Regions from separate parts of the Mus musculus genome. Here region 2 is linked to region 1. Evidence: chromatin loops called from intact Hi-C (ENCODE). Cell type or tissue: heart. All regions are shown on one strand.

Region 1 (8,000 bases):
TTGTTTCACCTTCACCCCTAGTTTCTGGTGCTGAGAGTCAGAGCAGCAGTCGCAGCTGGAGAAAAAAAAATCTTTAAGGTAAAAAATCTAAACAGAGGTCACAGGTTGTGTTCCCATCTCTACTTACTGTGTGCTCTTGGGCAAGTTAGTTCATGTGTCCAGGCCGCAGACTTCCCGGTGTAAAATACGGTGCACGCTCACTGCTAAGTGTGTTCTAGGTCTAAACATTATGACTCTCAGCAAAAGGATTTTAGAATACTTATATAAACTCAGAAAATAATATGTGATGAAAACACCACTATTAGATAAACTCTGGTCTTTAAAGCCTTAGGTCTTTTGCTCAAACTACCTGCTTCACAAAAATACTACAGACAATCAAATGTTAAGCCATCAGCCAGTGGAACAACGAAACCACTGTTGACTCAGCAATGGTTCGCACTGTTAAGACGACTGGAATAAAGGCTGGGTGTGTAGAGCACCAGCCAAACATGCAGCAGACCCAGTTCCTCCCCCAGCACCTCCTCCACCCAGAGGAGGAGGAAGTAGGGAACCATGAAACTCAAAGATGCATTAACCTTACAAAGGCCAGCAACTAAAACAGATACCAACCTCCCAAGTCAGTGTGAGGCTATCAAAGACTTCCGTAGGTTTGCGTCTGGCTAACCTACCATCGGAAAGGTAACCAAGACTCCACAACAGTGAGAGAGGGCAGGGTCCGGGGCAGAAAGAGCCACTTTTGGATGACACAGTGCCCTCAGACCTTCTTTTTTTCTGACTTTATTATGAAAATCTATTCTTCAGAAATGTCACCTGTCTTCTACCTTAGAGCAGGCCCTGCGTTAGTTTTAAAAATTAATATTGAGAGTTGCTTGTATTTTGGAACGTGGAAATTATTAACATAAAGCACTCTTGCTTGTATACATAGGGAGGTGGGATGAACTGGGGAGGCTGAGAAATAATAGGGTGAAAATTGTATGAAAAAAATTAATAAGAATAGTAATAATAATAGAGCACACTTTTTTTACCTTTTTATATATTTGTAATATATTTTTATTTTGAGGGTACGGGCAATTAAAGCCAAGGCCTCAGCATCCACTGAGCTCCCCCATTGGCCCTCAACTTTTATTTTAGGACTGAAGGGAATCACAGTGGCATTTGGATTGGGCATAGCCCCAGCTCTGTTCATTTACCTTCAGCCATGAGAGCTAGAAGGAAAGGCCAGCCAACGCAAATGCCAGGCCAAGGCGAGTTATGAAATGAGGAAGGGAAGCTGGGGAGAAAAAAAAAAAAATATATATATATATATATATATATATATATATATATATATATATATATATATCCAGGTTATCCTGCAGGGAAGGCAGATGCCTCTGGGAAAATGAAAAGCTGTCAGCTGAATTAAAAAAAAAAAATCAGCAGGGACAGTGAAGAGCCAACTGAAAAACAAGAGGTGCACAGGAAACACATGCGTGACACAGAAAAATCACGCATGACCACGAAGCAAGCCTGTTGAAGGCAACACACAGCAGCCCCAATCAAGCATAAGGAGACTTAGGCCATCACACAGTGAGATCGACCTAACTCACCACCATTGCAATCCGTAGCACCTGAGCTTGAGCAGGCAGGCTTACAGATGCCGAAGGGACAGACACACCAGGAATGTCTCACGTTGGGCACAGAATGAAAGGTGGCAGCAGCAGCAGCGTCGCACACAAACATCAGCAGCAATAGTCTATGACCACAAGTGTTTGCGCTAGGAAGACTTAGAAAACTAAGTGTGTGGTCCACTTACCGGCCCTCCACAAGCATTGGGGTGATTTTAGGGATGTTTGTAATGTGGGGCTCTTTTCCTATTCCCTATCCATTCTAGTGAGAATCTGAAAAACTGTAAAACAAAACCACAGAAACAACCGGCTCCTTTCTCAGTGCAAAGAGAAATCCTGTCTCAATGTGCTCATAGCCTATTTCCAAAAATCAGTTGAAGATAGGTGTGAATTAACAGGTGTTCAGTTTTTGTTTGGTTTTTTTTTTTACAGATTTGGTGGCAGAGGAGAGCGCCAGAAAGTTCCAAGGCAACCATCCTGCATCGGTAAACACAGACAAGCCTACAGCTGCCGGCACACAACTAAAGTACCCTCCTGCCCAACACAGGAGATTACCGCTCCTTGTAACCAGTCAAGCCTCTCCTTAAAGAGGGCTTTAGTGCCCAATTATGTCTCCATAGAAACCTGAGAAGCATGAGCAAGTTCATCAGCATATCTCCGACCTCCCCTCCCCGCGCGCGGTGCTGAGCAGACCTGTGCAGGACCAACCTGTGTGGAAAATGACAGTGTTTTTCCTGAGCCCCGAAGGAAGCCGGAGGTTTCGAAGCAGTCCTTTGGCGGTTAGGCGGACGTGGATGGTGGATAAGGAGAATTTGGGAGACAACAGCATGTCTTCGAAGCCAGTGGGAGAACTTCGCAGGGGAAGCAGCTTTTCCAGGGACCATCACATACTGTGTCTCTTGGCAACTCGGGGTTCTTCCAGGCCAAGAGATACAGCCAGAGAAAAACAAGCTTACATGCTAATGCCAGGCCACCCAGATTGGGGGGTGCGTGGGGGGGGGGGTAGCTAGAGTTAGCTATCCCAGAGCTCCAGGCTTCCGTTTGCTCTTCCAGATGTTGCTAACAAACAATGCCCTTCGTCTGAGCAAGATCTGTGAGGAGCAGCTCAGGAAGCAAGCAGCCTGAATTACATCACACTGTGCATGCCGCGGGTTGTTGTGGTTCCCGACTGGGATGGAAAGGGGAGGAGAAAGTGGGTGGTCTCGGGAGCTTTATGTAACAGCCAATGATGTCGCAGGTCCTGTCACTATTTGGAACGGGGCGAAATGAAATAAACCACCTCACATGCCTAATGTCTATTTATTAGCTAGGCTAAATAAAGAAAGAAAGAAATAAGACTTCATTAGAGCAATCGGTGAACCGATTCCATTGCTTTTTAACTGCACAGGGTCACACTATTATCCCTGGGCACTTTCCCAGGTGCTTTACCTAGATATACATAAACCTCATTACTTGGATGAAAAACACGCCAACAGAGCGAAACCCTCAAGCAACAAATACTTCCAATCTTTAAAATAAACAGCATTTTTTTTTTTTTACTGTGCTAATGACAGGTTGTCAAATTGTCAACTCTAATTCTCATGTATTGAGAGCCACACTAAAAACGAAAAGTTAGCCCTGTACCAGGTCTGCTGCTTCTGAGACTCGGTAAACAATATCACAAGGCAACAAACCTTACTCCATTAACAGCTCACTAGATGTTAAAAACCCATTCAGAAATCCCACACAGCATCCGAGAATCCGAGGGGACAGGAGAAGAGGAGAACTGAAGCAACTCACCCCCTTGCTCACACCCCATGCCTTGTCCTGTCAGAGGATGGCAACCCACAGAGGGTCACTGTGGGGCTGAGCGAGCACACCCACACCCAACCAACCTCCTGAATGAACACCTCCCTGCTAACAGAACCAGCAACAACAATGGAATTACTATAGCTTGATACAGTTCCTCATGCTGGGCCCCCCAAACCATAAAACTGTTTTCATTGCTACTTGATAACTGTAATTTTGCTACTGTTATGAATCTTAACATTTTCCCATGGTCTTTGGCGATCCCCGTCAGAGGGTCACACCACTGAATTAAGAGTCAAAGAAACAGACGTTCCAGCTTTGATTTCCTCTGTTAGATCACAGGTTGTTATTTTTAAAACTGTTAAAAACACCTGTCCCCAAATTCTGAATATTAAAAACAAAAAACCACAAGCTCTCCCTATGCTATCAAAATTACGGTTAAAAAGGTATCAGTGAGACTCAAAATTATAAACTGAATGAGAAATAAGATTGGTGTCACAAATAGACACACCACTGTCCACATAGTCCGATTTTGGTTTCTGGGTGGGCTCTTTTTTCAGGGGTTGGGGTTGTTTTTGTTAACAGTAAACTATTCTGTCACAAAGAAATCCACTAGCTTACACTACCCAAAGGAAGAAATAACCAATCCAGTCACCAATCAGGTACGTTTACTAAAAATTTCATTTTAACGGGCTTAAGAGAAGGCTTGGCAGGTAACAGCTAGACTTCCAGAGGACCCGTGTTCAGTTCCCAGCACCTACTTGACAGCTTACAATCATCTCCAGTCCCACCCTTTCATGCACGCATGTGATAAACAGACATGCATGTAAGCAAAACACCCACACACATAGAATAAAATAAATTTACAATTAAAAAAATAAATAAATTTAAGATAAGAAAAGTTTATTTGAACTCCACTATCATTACCTATCCCATGCACATTAAATATTAGCCGTTTTCCCTAAGTGCAGAAAGAAGCTGAAATAATGCAAATAATACCAGTGTAAAGGAAAACCAAATGTAGCTCCTGTTTGAAAAACAAAACAAAAAAACAAAAAAACAAAAAAACAACAACAACAACAAAAAACTCCTCCCAACCAACAAACTGTGCTTAGGTACAAGCTTCAAACGGCTCAGCTTCAGTTCTTTCCCAAGCATCATCTGCCCCCTGGTGGCCACCTGGCATGAGTGCAACAAAGAGGAAAGGTGTCTGCTGTTACTTTGTAACGTCCTAAGGATCAGCATAAGGCAAAGACCACAGAAAACCAGTGAAGCAAAGTTTGGTTGGTTACATAAGGAGGAGCCGTTCAAAAGGAATAGACTTTAGTTGGCTTTTGGTAGTGTTGAGTCTTTTGGTTTTGTGTTGTTGTTGTTGTTGTTGTTTGTTGTGTGTGTCATCTCTGTTCATTATAGCAAGAACACAATATCTACCCTCAACAAAATTTAAGCCTATGCTACTTACTGTTAACTATGCCGTAACTGTACGTGTTGTAACAACGTCCTGATCTTTCAAAACTGCAATCTCTCAACAGCAGCTTCCCATTTCCTGGCCAGCAGCACCAGTGCCGAGAAGCCATTACATATTACGCTGCTACGAGTCTCACAGCTTTAGATTACCAAAAGTAATCGGAGTCAGCAAGACTCCTTTCTCCCTTCTGTGCTTGTTATGTCCGTGCGATCGTGCCTGTGAGTGCCACATGTGCCACACTGTGCGTGGAGAGGCTAGGGGACGACCATCAGTTATCAGACTTTTGACATCTATTGTTTGGGATAGTCTGTCACCCTTTTGGCTGCGTCCACCAGGGTACCTTGGCCCCGAGTCTGCAGAGACTCTGCGTCTCCCCTCCCAATTTCCATCCCCCAACAGCAGATTACAGATAACCCGAAGTACCTTGTCCTATGGTTTCACAGCAAGTACCTTTACCACCCAGCCATCTCCTTGGCCCCATTTACTTTGTTTGTATCGTACTGTGACTAATATTCCATTGCATAGATACATCACATTTTCTTTACCTACAGATATGTAAGCTATTCTTACATCAGTTATGGTGAGAATGCTGCATACCTGGCAGATCAAAGCTCCTTCCACACCCTGACTCCTCTTTGGTAAGTCAGCCCTCATTGGGATATGGCTTCTAGACAGTCCCTTCATCTCGTAGGCCACCTACCATGCTACCGACGGTCACCCTGGCTAAGCAGAAGAGTTGGGGAGTCCCACATGTCCAATTTTGCTTGCCACAGGCTTCTGTATCAATCTAAGAAATCACGGACAACGACAAAGCCATGAAACGCTCCCCTTCTGCCTCTCCTCCTGAGGTTTTTGGGCTTCGAGTCTTATTTTAATTCATTTTGAGTTGTTTACTGTGTATGAGGTGAGATGAAGGCTGGAGTTCGCTGCACCCACAGACATCTAATTCTCCTCACGCTATCTCTTGGAGAGAGGACGGTTCTGCTTGGTATTTTCGTCAGTCTTGCCAGGTTCAGCGGACTGTAAGTCCACAGGTTTGTTTCTGGGCTGTCCCATTCATTGCACTGGTCTATGTATCTACCTTCATACCCATTTCAGACTGTTTTAATTACAGACTTGAAAGCAAGAATTATGGTACCATCGCCTTTGTTTTTCCGCCCACAAGATTGTTTTTGGCTACCTTGGACTCTTATTTGGTTCCCCATGAATTTCACATAGTGACTTCTCTTTCTCAGTTAAAAAAAATGCAATAAGGATGTTGACAGAGGTGACTCAAGACAATAGGCCCTTTTAGCATCTACTCTGAGGCTGGTTCTGTCTTGCTAGTTTTCGAGAGTGCTACACAGAGCAAATGTAGTAACATTGTCTGGCTTTGTTCTTACTACTGTTTGTCATGATTTAACAAAAGGAAGCTCAAACCATGTGCTGTCACAATTATTAATCTCTATTGTTATATGCATGTTACTGGAAGGCCTTCTATACTCAGGTCTATATTCATGGTGCTTTTTTTTCATTTCTACACTTACAACTTTTCTATGTAGAACACATTCATGTGCCCTGGGTGAAGAGATCTAGTTCTCAGCCAAAAAGGTAGCCACTGTTGCAGTGGGATTCACCAAGTGATCCATTCTTCGTAACGCTCAGTACCAAATTTTCCATGTATCCAGATGGTATCGGCCCTTTCAACACGAGAGCAAAGTTGAGATCACCAATGCATAAGAAGGAAAGACAGCAGGTGCACAGTGTGGCGGCATCTCATCTCCTCCCCAGAGTAGGTCTGCAGCTCTCAACCACCTCCCGACATTGGAGAAAGGAGATGTAGAAAGCCACACGACCCCAGGCCATGTTTATGAAATGGCACAGATGGAGCAGGTGTGTTCCTGCTCCCAGGGCAGACACCATGGCACCTGGCAGGGATGATCTATAAAGGAGTCCACGGACTGGGTAAACACAACTTGGGATGCCTGAGATATCCCCAAGAGCAACTATGAGTGTCGGAGCCACGGTAAATGCTGTGGGTATGACAACTTCCTCATAAACAGCAGGCACGTTTTATTTAGAGCCAGTGTTGCCTAGAATTCCATAGTGTAATACCCTTTAAATAAACCACACCGGCTAGACCTCTGGAAGGTGGTTCATAGCCTCAGTGGGTTTCCCCACTTGCTTTGAGGGTTTCCTAGAACACATCAGGGTGGGATTGGGGAGGCGCCTTCAATGTAAAGCCATGAAAAGCGATCAACAAGAAGTACTGTTAGCCTCGATAGCAGTAGCAGCAGGGGCAGCTACCATGTGAGAGCTAGGGATGAAAATAGTCTACACGGTCAAACCCATTCCCACACTGGGATTTATCTCCTGAACATTCCCGTGCAGCCAGACGAGAAACTCAAGCCCTGGAGAGGCTTAGCAAGTAGCCAGAGGTCAGGACGGAAATAGAGAGGAGGAGAATCAAGATTTACACCAACGTCCGAGCCGCACAAGGTCACAGCTTCTTCATTGTCTTCGGAGGTAACAGAATTTCTTTACAATAACTGTTAAACTAAAATAATGATGGAAATTTTCAAATATTATTTCATACACTCCCCCCTCACCCACTCCCGAAAAAAAAAAAAAACCCCTCAATCAGGGGCTGGAGAGATGGCTCACAGATTAAACGCATTACTGGGGAACAGGGTTCAGTTCCCAGAACCTACATGGGAGCTCACAACTAACTTCAGATCCAGGGGATGTGACACTGTTCTTTGGCCTTCCAGGGTACTGAATGCATGTGGTACACTGGCAGACATTCAGGCAAAACACACATTAAAAAAAATAGTCTTTACAACATTAAATAAAATACATAAAATATCTTAAAAATCAATCAATCAATCAATCAATCAATCAATCAATCAGCGATTGGCCAGCATATGGCCAGTGCTTCTATATTGTGGATCATATCAGAAACTAGTATGAAGCTTTTTGAAAATAATATGATTATCCAAGCAACTATACAACGCATGTGCGCTCCACTCTGAAGTAGCCGTCACAAGAAAACTTCGCAAACGTTGACAGAAATGATTGCAAAACAACTCATAATGCAATCACTGTGAATGTGACAGAGAACCAACTCGAATAGCCAAGAGGCTCAATGCTATCACACT
Region 2 (8,000 bases), 52 kb before region 1:
CCATGGGTCCAGGTAGTATCTGTACTCAGATGCTCCAGGGGACCTCAATGGCCCCAGTCCCATGCCCGTCAGTAAACTCAGTATTGCCCTGAAGGCATGGTTGACCTATGTCCTCTACCTCAGGGATAGTTGCTCATCAGTCACCAGAAATCCAACCCTTCAAACTTCGTTCTATTAAGTTTCAGATCCATTTCTAATTCCTGATCTAATTACTCAAGCTATCACCATCTCTGGCTACTGCTACCAAGAATACCTTCCTCCCATCTGCCCACCTCATTTTCGAAACCATGTTCTGCAGGGTTGCTGACTGCTGTTCTAATCAATACATCCAGCTATGTTCTTACCTACAGAAACACAAAGTTCTTGCCAGGCCTCGTGTGGCTGGCACCACTGCTCTGGCCTCGTCCACTCCTCCGAGTCACCTCCCATTAACTCAGACTGCTCAGGAATCTGTGTCTCTTAAGCTTAGTGCTGAGACTTCAATTTTTAGCTCCTTGCCTGATTCTCAGTCTATGTTACCTTGAGGCTCACTCTGGGCTTCTTCCAAGTTCAAATGAAGCATTACAGTTGCCCACTCAGGGGCTGCACACTCTGCTAGACTGTGGGCTGTAAGAGCTCAATCCATCTGTCTGGCTTGCTCCTCTAGTCCCAGTTCTTAGCACATCTCCTTGCTGAAGGCCGCCATCAAAATTACCCATTGAGTGGTCTGGCCATAATAAAGACTTGTTTCCAAAATGTTATGACCTTGTCAGGCATCAGTGGGAGGGGAGGCCCTTGATTCTGTGAAGGTTCGATGCTCCAGCATAGAGGAATGTGAGGGCAGGGAGGTGGGAGGGGGTGGGTGGGGTAGGTGAGGGAGCACCCTCATAGAAGCAGGGGGAGGGGAGATGGGATAGGGGATTGGGGACTAATCAGGAAAGGGGAAAACATTTGAAATGTAAATAAATAAAATATCCAATAAAAAAAGAAAAAATAGCCGGGTGTGGTGGCACATGCCTTTAATTCCAGCACTCGGCAGGCGGAGGCAGGCAGATTTCTGAGTTCGAGGCCAGCCTGGTCTACAAAGTGAGTTCCAGGACAGCCAGGGCTATAAAGAGAAACCCTGTCTCGAAAAACCAAAAGAAAGAAAATATAAATTATGGTTTGTAACAGCCACAAAATTAGTTATGAGGTAGCAACAAAAATTATTTTTTGGTTAGAAGTCACCACAGTATGAGGAACTGTAGTAAGGGGTCATAGCATTGGGAAGGATGAGAACCACTGTCCTAAGGCAATCAAAAGGGATGTCTAGCATTGGCCTCATGAAGCTATAGAAAAGGTTTCCTCTCCCCAGAGAGAACGTACCATCTTTGTCTTTACCATCAGTTATGGATCTCATTTCTGTCTCCTGCTTGTTCCCAGTTCCTAGTGGCCCTCCATCAACAACCATCTTGGCCTCCTCTAACAAAGTGAGGGGCGGTGATGACATCAGCGTGCTCTGCACTGTCCTCGGGGAGCCTGATGTGGAGGTTGAATTCAGGTGGCTCTTTCCTGGGCAGAAGGTAAGTGCCACACTGGAGCCTCACTCAGCTAGCTCTCTCGCTTAGAGAGACCCTACTAGGTTTATGATAAGACAGGAACCAGGGAACGTTTGTCTTCTAAGATATTTCAGTCCACTTCAAAATACCTTGCTTTAAAGAAAGAGGAGGAAAAAGAGTGGATGGCTGTATCAGGCAATCACTCAAGAGGCCTTTGTATGTGGTGTGTTCATTGTTCCTCCTTAGGGATTGCAGCAGGAAGCGGGGCAAGGCTACTTACATCTGAACTTCAGCTTTCAACATCACCATCTAGGTCCACTCTAGACTGCTCTAACCTTTCACAGTGCACAAAGTTTCAAAGACACCAGTGGGAGAAAGGCGGGCACCTGCAGGCCATGGAGCCCCACACAACGCCTGCACAAAGCTTTGGAGCAGACATTCTCCAAGGGGGGCATTGAAACATAGACCCTGTTCACAAGGTGATATGAGGTCAGCATCATTCATTTAAAAATAGTCTTCTATAAAAGAAGTCCCCAGTCTGTGTGCACGGTCTGCTCACTGAAATAAACAGCTCTGCTACCAACTTGGTTGCCAGAGGAGACACTCCCAAGACACTCTAGGTAGCCTGTGCTCTGCTTAGCCTGTGAGGGGTGGAAAATAAGGATCCCAGGAGGGCAGAGCTTTCCAGCATCTAGATGTTAGGTTGGTTGTTTTAAATACATTGTTCTACTTAGACATTCTTGCTTTTCCATAGAGTGACCCTTTATATTGCTGTTATTAGGAGAAAAAGCATTAAGTGATACTATAATCACCCTTATCAATTGAATTTAGAAAACACTGTTCTCGTTGCTGCAACTGCCTGAAATAGATCTTACAAGTCACCGTCCTCTAGAATAGATGCTCATGCTGCCTAGGGCATTATCTTAGCCTTCCTTGGTACAACTGGCCTCCCTCTGTAGTCTCAAGGAACATTAGCCTAATTGCTTTCCTGCCTCTTCTTCACTTACAGAGTCAGTGCTTTTGACCTTAAGTTCCATAAACAAGAACCACTTGGCAGTGTGAGGGTGACACAATGGGAAAAGATGCTGCTCATATAGATATGTTTATGCTGGTCCCCCATAGAGGCCCAAAATAATTCATTTTACATATAAAAAAAGCAAAAAGAAATCACAAAAACAGCATCCTGAAATTCAAGACCCCACTTGGGGGAGGAGTGGAGGAAGGGAAAGGCAGCCTTGAGTAATTATGCAATCAAAAACAAAAACCCTCCGCTTGTGAGCTCAGCATACCAACCAGCCTTCTGTGAGCTTGTACTGAATGGGCCTGGTGGATGGGAACTGAGTGAGGGAAGCAGCTGTCAATGTGACTTTAGTCTGTGTGCCATCTTTAACCAGGACGAAAGGCCTGTGACCATCCAGGACACCTGGAGACTGATTCACAGAGGACTGGGACACACCACAAGAATCTCCCAGAGTGTCATTATCGTGGAAGACTTTGAGACCATTGATGCGGGCTACTACATATGCACAGCTCAGAATCTCCGAGGACAGACCACAGTAGCGACCACTGTTGAGTTTTCCTGATTTGGAAAGTGAAGAGTAGTGGACCAATGGGATGCCCATCTGCACACACAGCTTCCAGGTGCTTTATAGGAGGCCAAGGACCAACCCCTGCCAGTGGGTCAGACAGACATCCGAATTAAAAGGAAGTCACTAGTCTATTAATAGAAGTATAAACTTTCCTAACTAAAGTATGTATTTTGACTCAGCCATGTTTCTACTTTTTATACTGAGAAAACATGTCAACAACTTTGTATCAATCGTTTCTATTAAATGAGCAAGATTTTATAAAAAAAAAAAAAAGTGAGCTAAGTACTTGTGTCATTTAGCATGTACATCCAGAAGGGCTTGACAGTGATCTTTGTGTTGCTTAGTATTCTGTTTGATGTTTGAGCCAAGTTCAACGGCTTACTCAAAAGCAAGGACTCAAGATTCAAATGCTTAGATATGTCACTTTATCAAAGCTAGCACAAGTTCATTTATAAAGGTATCAAAATCACATCTTTTTACATTGAAATCGCCACACTCAGAGTACTGATTTAAACCCCTCTATTCAAAAATAACTGCATGTACACTATTAACACCTTAGCCTTTAATATAACATAGATGAATGGACTGAAGAAGATTCAGCTTTGGCTAAGACCGGTCTTGAAAAAACACTTAAGACCACAGCTGTTCCAATTTTCTTTTCGCCTTGCAGAAGAATCATTCAAACTAGCCAAAGTTTCGTTCTCTGACACATGTATTTTGAATTTGAAAAGCTTAATCTTAAACTCAAGCTCTGTGAGCCAATTTCAGCCACAACAAATTTTGGCATTGGGTTCTAAGTTCTGTATAATAGCATAGGGCGCCTGGCTGCCTTAACTAAGGAGGGATGAGAAGGGGGAGCATATAACTTAACGCTTTGAAGAGTAAGTATGTCAGAGGCTGCCATTCTTACATTGAATATTCCAGCATTATTTATTTGATCAAAGTAAAATACACTTTCCCATTGCTATAAACTACAGTTGTTCACACACCCACATTTTTTTTAAACGATGTGTCAACAATTTTGTATTGTACATAAAATGTTTGGTTTAAAAAACAAAACAAAAAAACCCTTAAATGCTCTCTAGGCATTTTAATTGCTGTAAGATTTGACTTCCCAGACATCTACGTGGTATGAGGGATGGCAGGTCAACACTTGAGCTTTACCATAACTAGGGCATAAATGACAAACCTGACTTTGGCTAACATCATTGAGAACAACTTGGGACCAGGAGCAGAGCTATTCCAGGAGGTGGCAGTGAAGCTGCAATCATTCCTATTTATCGGGAGCAAACATGGTAGGTTACATACATCATAAACTATTGGAGATAAGAGACTTCAAACACAACCCCTAATAAAAAGCATGCATCATGACTATCAGTTAGCTCTGTAGTGCAGAAGTCTAGGATGACTCACCTCTAGTATCCTGAATCTGTCCTCGCTATAGGGGTTATCTGAGCAGCATTGACCATGAATTAGTAAATACTGACATCGCAATGCCGGCATGCACAGGGAAGTTTGTGGGTTGGGTGGTGGGGAGCCACAGCTATCCTTCTAACTTTCACAGAGCCTTGGAGCCTAGGGAGATGGTAAGCGAAGATCTGAATTTTGAATGCAGTGTGAAGGAGCTGCAGAAGCCATACCTCTCACTCTTTGGCCACTCTGTTCCATTCCAGTGGCTGGAAGAATGCTCAGAGGGGCCCAAGTCAGCATTCCCGCTCTTGGATCTACTCAACACAGAACTGTTGGCTTAACTCTGTGCTCATGTGGATTAGTACATGCTAAAATGCCTTTACTGGTTTCCCCCCCGGGGTTTCTAAAATTGTGTAGTGTCAGAACCAGAGCTTAGCTTATTTGGGAAACAGGTTCAGCACCTCCAAGATAAACTGGCCCTGGAAAAGCACACTCTGTGGGTAGGAAGGAGGGCGCTTTGCTTCCGTGGCTCTACATGGAGGAGAAGGCAAGGCGGAGGTTAGAACAACAGGAGGGTAGACGGAGGATTAGCGCTATGAAGCTAGCTTGGGTTCAAGGGAAAAAAATAAACCAGAAACATCCATTGGTACTGCCCCCTTACTCTTTATACAGATTTGTATTTAGAAAAATTAGGGAACTACATTTGCTCATAGCCTGAGAAAATGAATCAGAGTATAGCAATTAGGCTCGTGAAAATCTACAGGGGGAAAAAAAAACTGCTATCAACGGATAATGCCGAACATGGAAAAACTAACAACAGAGAAATAAATGTACAGTCATCAAGAAACCAAAGGCTTTTCCTGTCTTGCCCGAGCCCTGCCGTGGCACAGTGCTGAGATGAGTTGGGGGGAAATTCAAGCACTATTGCTTTCTCTTCTATGGCTTTTGTTGACGCTCGTGTGCCGATTATGACTTGGTTAATACAGGCCAAGCTATATACAGCTGTTGACTTTTAATACACAGCAGGGGGCGGGGCTATGACAGTCACGTGACACGCCAGTACACCCATTTCACTCACACACACACCCCCCTTGCCCACAGTCAGACTGAAATAAAAATCACAAGAAGGTGTCTCTGGTGAAGAACATTATAAAGGTTATAAATCTTTATCTTAATAGGGCCCTGAGAGTTTTCCCCTATGCTTAGGTGAAGGAAGGCAAAGAACAAGGTTCCCTCGTTCCGTAAGTGCTTTGTGCAACTATGTCCACTTCAGTTCCGAAATCTGTTTTTGGAGGAGGCTTTTGGACCAAGTTAAAAGTCTCCTATTGGAGCTCTCTATTCGTACGTAGCTGAAACGGTTGGCGGCTGCTCTCCCGATATCCTGGGGATATTCCAGAGAGCTAACGCAGCAACTCGAGTTCCCATGAACTCTGAACTTCGGGTCAGTCCCGCAGAAGCGCACCTCAGTGCCTTCAGAGAGTCTCCTGCGTTCAGAAGCCGTCATCTGGGTGAGATGCTGGGGCTGGAGAAGGAACCAGAATTCCTGGGGGACTGGAAAGGGATGGCCGAGGAGGTGGGGGATCTCTTGGGGCTGCACAGGTCTCCGTTGTGCAGTTTCCACAGAAGTTCCTCGTTCTCCATGGACAGTCTCTTGTTGACCTTCGACTCCTTCTCAAGGGACTCCTGCAGCGCGGCCTGCTCGGTGGAAAGTTGCCTGGAAAACAAAACCCAGAGAGCATATGAATCCAAGTCAAAAAGGAACTACTACTGTTTATATCTGAAGGTTCAAGAAACTTCTTCTGGGGGAATACACAGGTTCTTGTCCAGGGTCATCAATTTTTTTTTTCTGATTTTTCTCTCATATAGCTCATCCTCACCACGATTTCCCCTCCCTCCTCTCCTCCCACTTCTCTTCAGAAAAGGACAGGCCTCCCAGGACTATCAACCAAACATAGGGTTCCTGGTTGGGGTTTTTTGGTTTGGTTGTTTGTTTGTTTGTTTGTTTGTGACAGGGTTTCTCTGTGTAGCTCTGGCTGTCCTGGAACTCACTCTGATGACCAGGCTGGCCTTTAACTTAACCTGTTTGAAGCAGTCCAGAGTGCTGGGACAAAAGGCATGTGTCACCACTGGCATATGGGTCATAGATTTTTTTTTAAGCTGAGAAACCCAACTACTACAAATAAGGAAGCATATAGATGAGTGTTAGAGGACTTGCCTAATGTGTGTGAGGCCCCCTGGCTCAAGGTCTGTGGACCACAAAAAGGAAAGCAAAACTCCCGAATACCAGAGCCTCAAGCCTGACCCAAATAAATAATCCTGAGTAATTGCTGGCAACTCTAGTCTTTGGGAGATTTCCCAGTAGGCAATGGGGCACTTGCACAAGGCTTGTTTTATTTCTGTCTTAACTCAAGGCCTCTTTCTGTTCACGTGTGTTGTTACCCCTTGTCTGACAGCGCCATTACAGTTAGTGAGCTGCAGTTAGGTGAGAGGTCTAGGGCACCTTGGTAAATGCATGAACCATTCTCCTGCTTCTCTCACATGCCTGGGAGGTGCCTGGTGGAGCGTAGCCAGAAGGGACCGTAGATGTCCGAGGATGAGGAAAGGGGAAATAGACTCTTGTAGGTTTACCTTGAAATTGCCATGTGTTTGTCCATGCGAGCTTTTAACTCCTCGTTTTCCTGCTGGAATCGCTTCAGCTTGTCAACCAATGCTGTGTTATTGTCCACCTTAGTATAAAACAAGGTTTGTAGTTATATATATATATATAAGAAATGAATAAATAAACTCTCTCACTTCTTAAGCATATTCCCAATACACGGCACCATCAACAAGTTGATCAGGAGGAGCCATAGTGGCACACTGATGTCTTCATACACCGACCACGGTGAGGACATGTGTTCATCAAACACAGAAATAAGAGAGCTAGGCAGTAATGTTTTTATTCTAGGTGACACTTTCAGAGATGTCCTGCTGGGAGCTGGTGTCCTGCCTAGGTGACCATGGGTGCTGGGTCTCTTCCTCAAGGCAGTAAAGGAAACACTGCAGTTTAACTGTCTCCGTTCACACAACCCCTGTATCTACAGCACTCGTGTACACATACGCAAAGAAGGAAGCGGGGAGAGGAGGAGGAGGAAGGGGGAGAGTTAGGGACAGAGGGAGGGTGAGAGGGAGGAAGGAAAAAAGAAACTAGACAGAGGAAGGAAGGAGAAGAGGAAGGGAGGGAGCCTATAGGTCTTGGCCATACTGAGGAAAGCCTTAAACTTATTCCAGGATGGTTTTGGCATTTACCTCCAGGTGGCCCTATGGAGATACAATGTAGCAAGGTTAGGTAAAGAAGTAACTGAAGAAAGCAGGCTTCCCTGCTCAGTTCAGGCCAAGGGACACTTGTGCTCTTTCCAGCCTTACACAAACTGATCAGTTGAGTGGTTATAGGCATTTAAAGTCACTGAACATGGTGACCCACTGATCCCATCCTGGCTCCCTT

The links. Peaks named below come from ENCODE experiments on the same cell type or tissue, not always from the same donor. Only the 100,000 strongest peaks of a DNase experiment are listed, where the experiment ranks them.
Region 2: a loop joins it to region 1, with 6 times the contacts of the local background. A loop is called at or near these places in 15 of 42 quality-filtered maps.

What each region holds. Positions count from the first base shown.
Region 1 is chr8:41,039,158-41,047,157 of GRCm38, forward strand. All of the region lies in intron 5 of Mtus1 (mitochondrial tumor suppressor 1), which reads right to left. Among named protein-coding and RNA genes, the nearest start is that of Gm16193, 9.9 kb to the right of the region's middle. In heart, a CTCF peak has its summit at 4,571 (motif pointing left); DNase peaks (open chromatin) are centred at 504, 2,694 and 7,214; H3K4me3 peaks cover 2,962 bases; H3K27ac peaks cover 3,561 bases.
Region 2 is chr8:40,987,404-40,995,403 of GRCm38, forward strand. Pdgfrl (platelet-derived growth factor receptor-like) reads left to right here. Exons shown (of 6, transcript NM_026840.3): 5 at 1,402-1,541; 6 at 2,912-3,379. The coding sequence ends at 3,100. Mtus1 (mitochondrial tumor suppressor 1) reads right to left here. Exons shown (of 14, transcript NM_001005863.2): 13 at 7,145-7,242; 14 at 3,509-6,230. The coding sequence ends at 6,017. Among named protein-coding and RNA genes, the nearest start is that of B430010I23Rik, 26 kb to the right of the region's middle. In heart, a CTCF peak has its summit at 4,352 (motif pointing right); DNase peaks (open chromatin) are centred at 6,098 and 6,878; H3K27ac peaks cover 245 bases.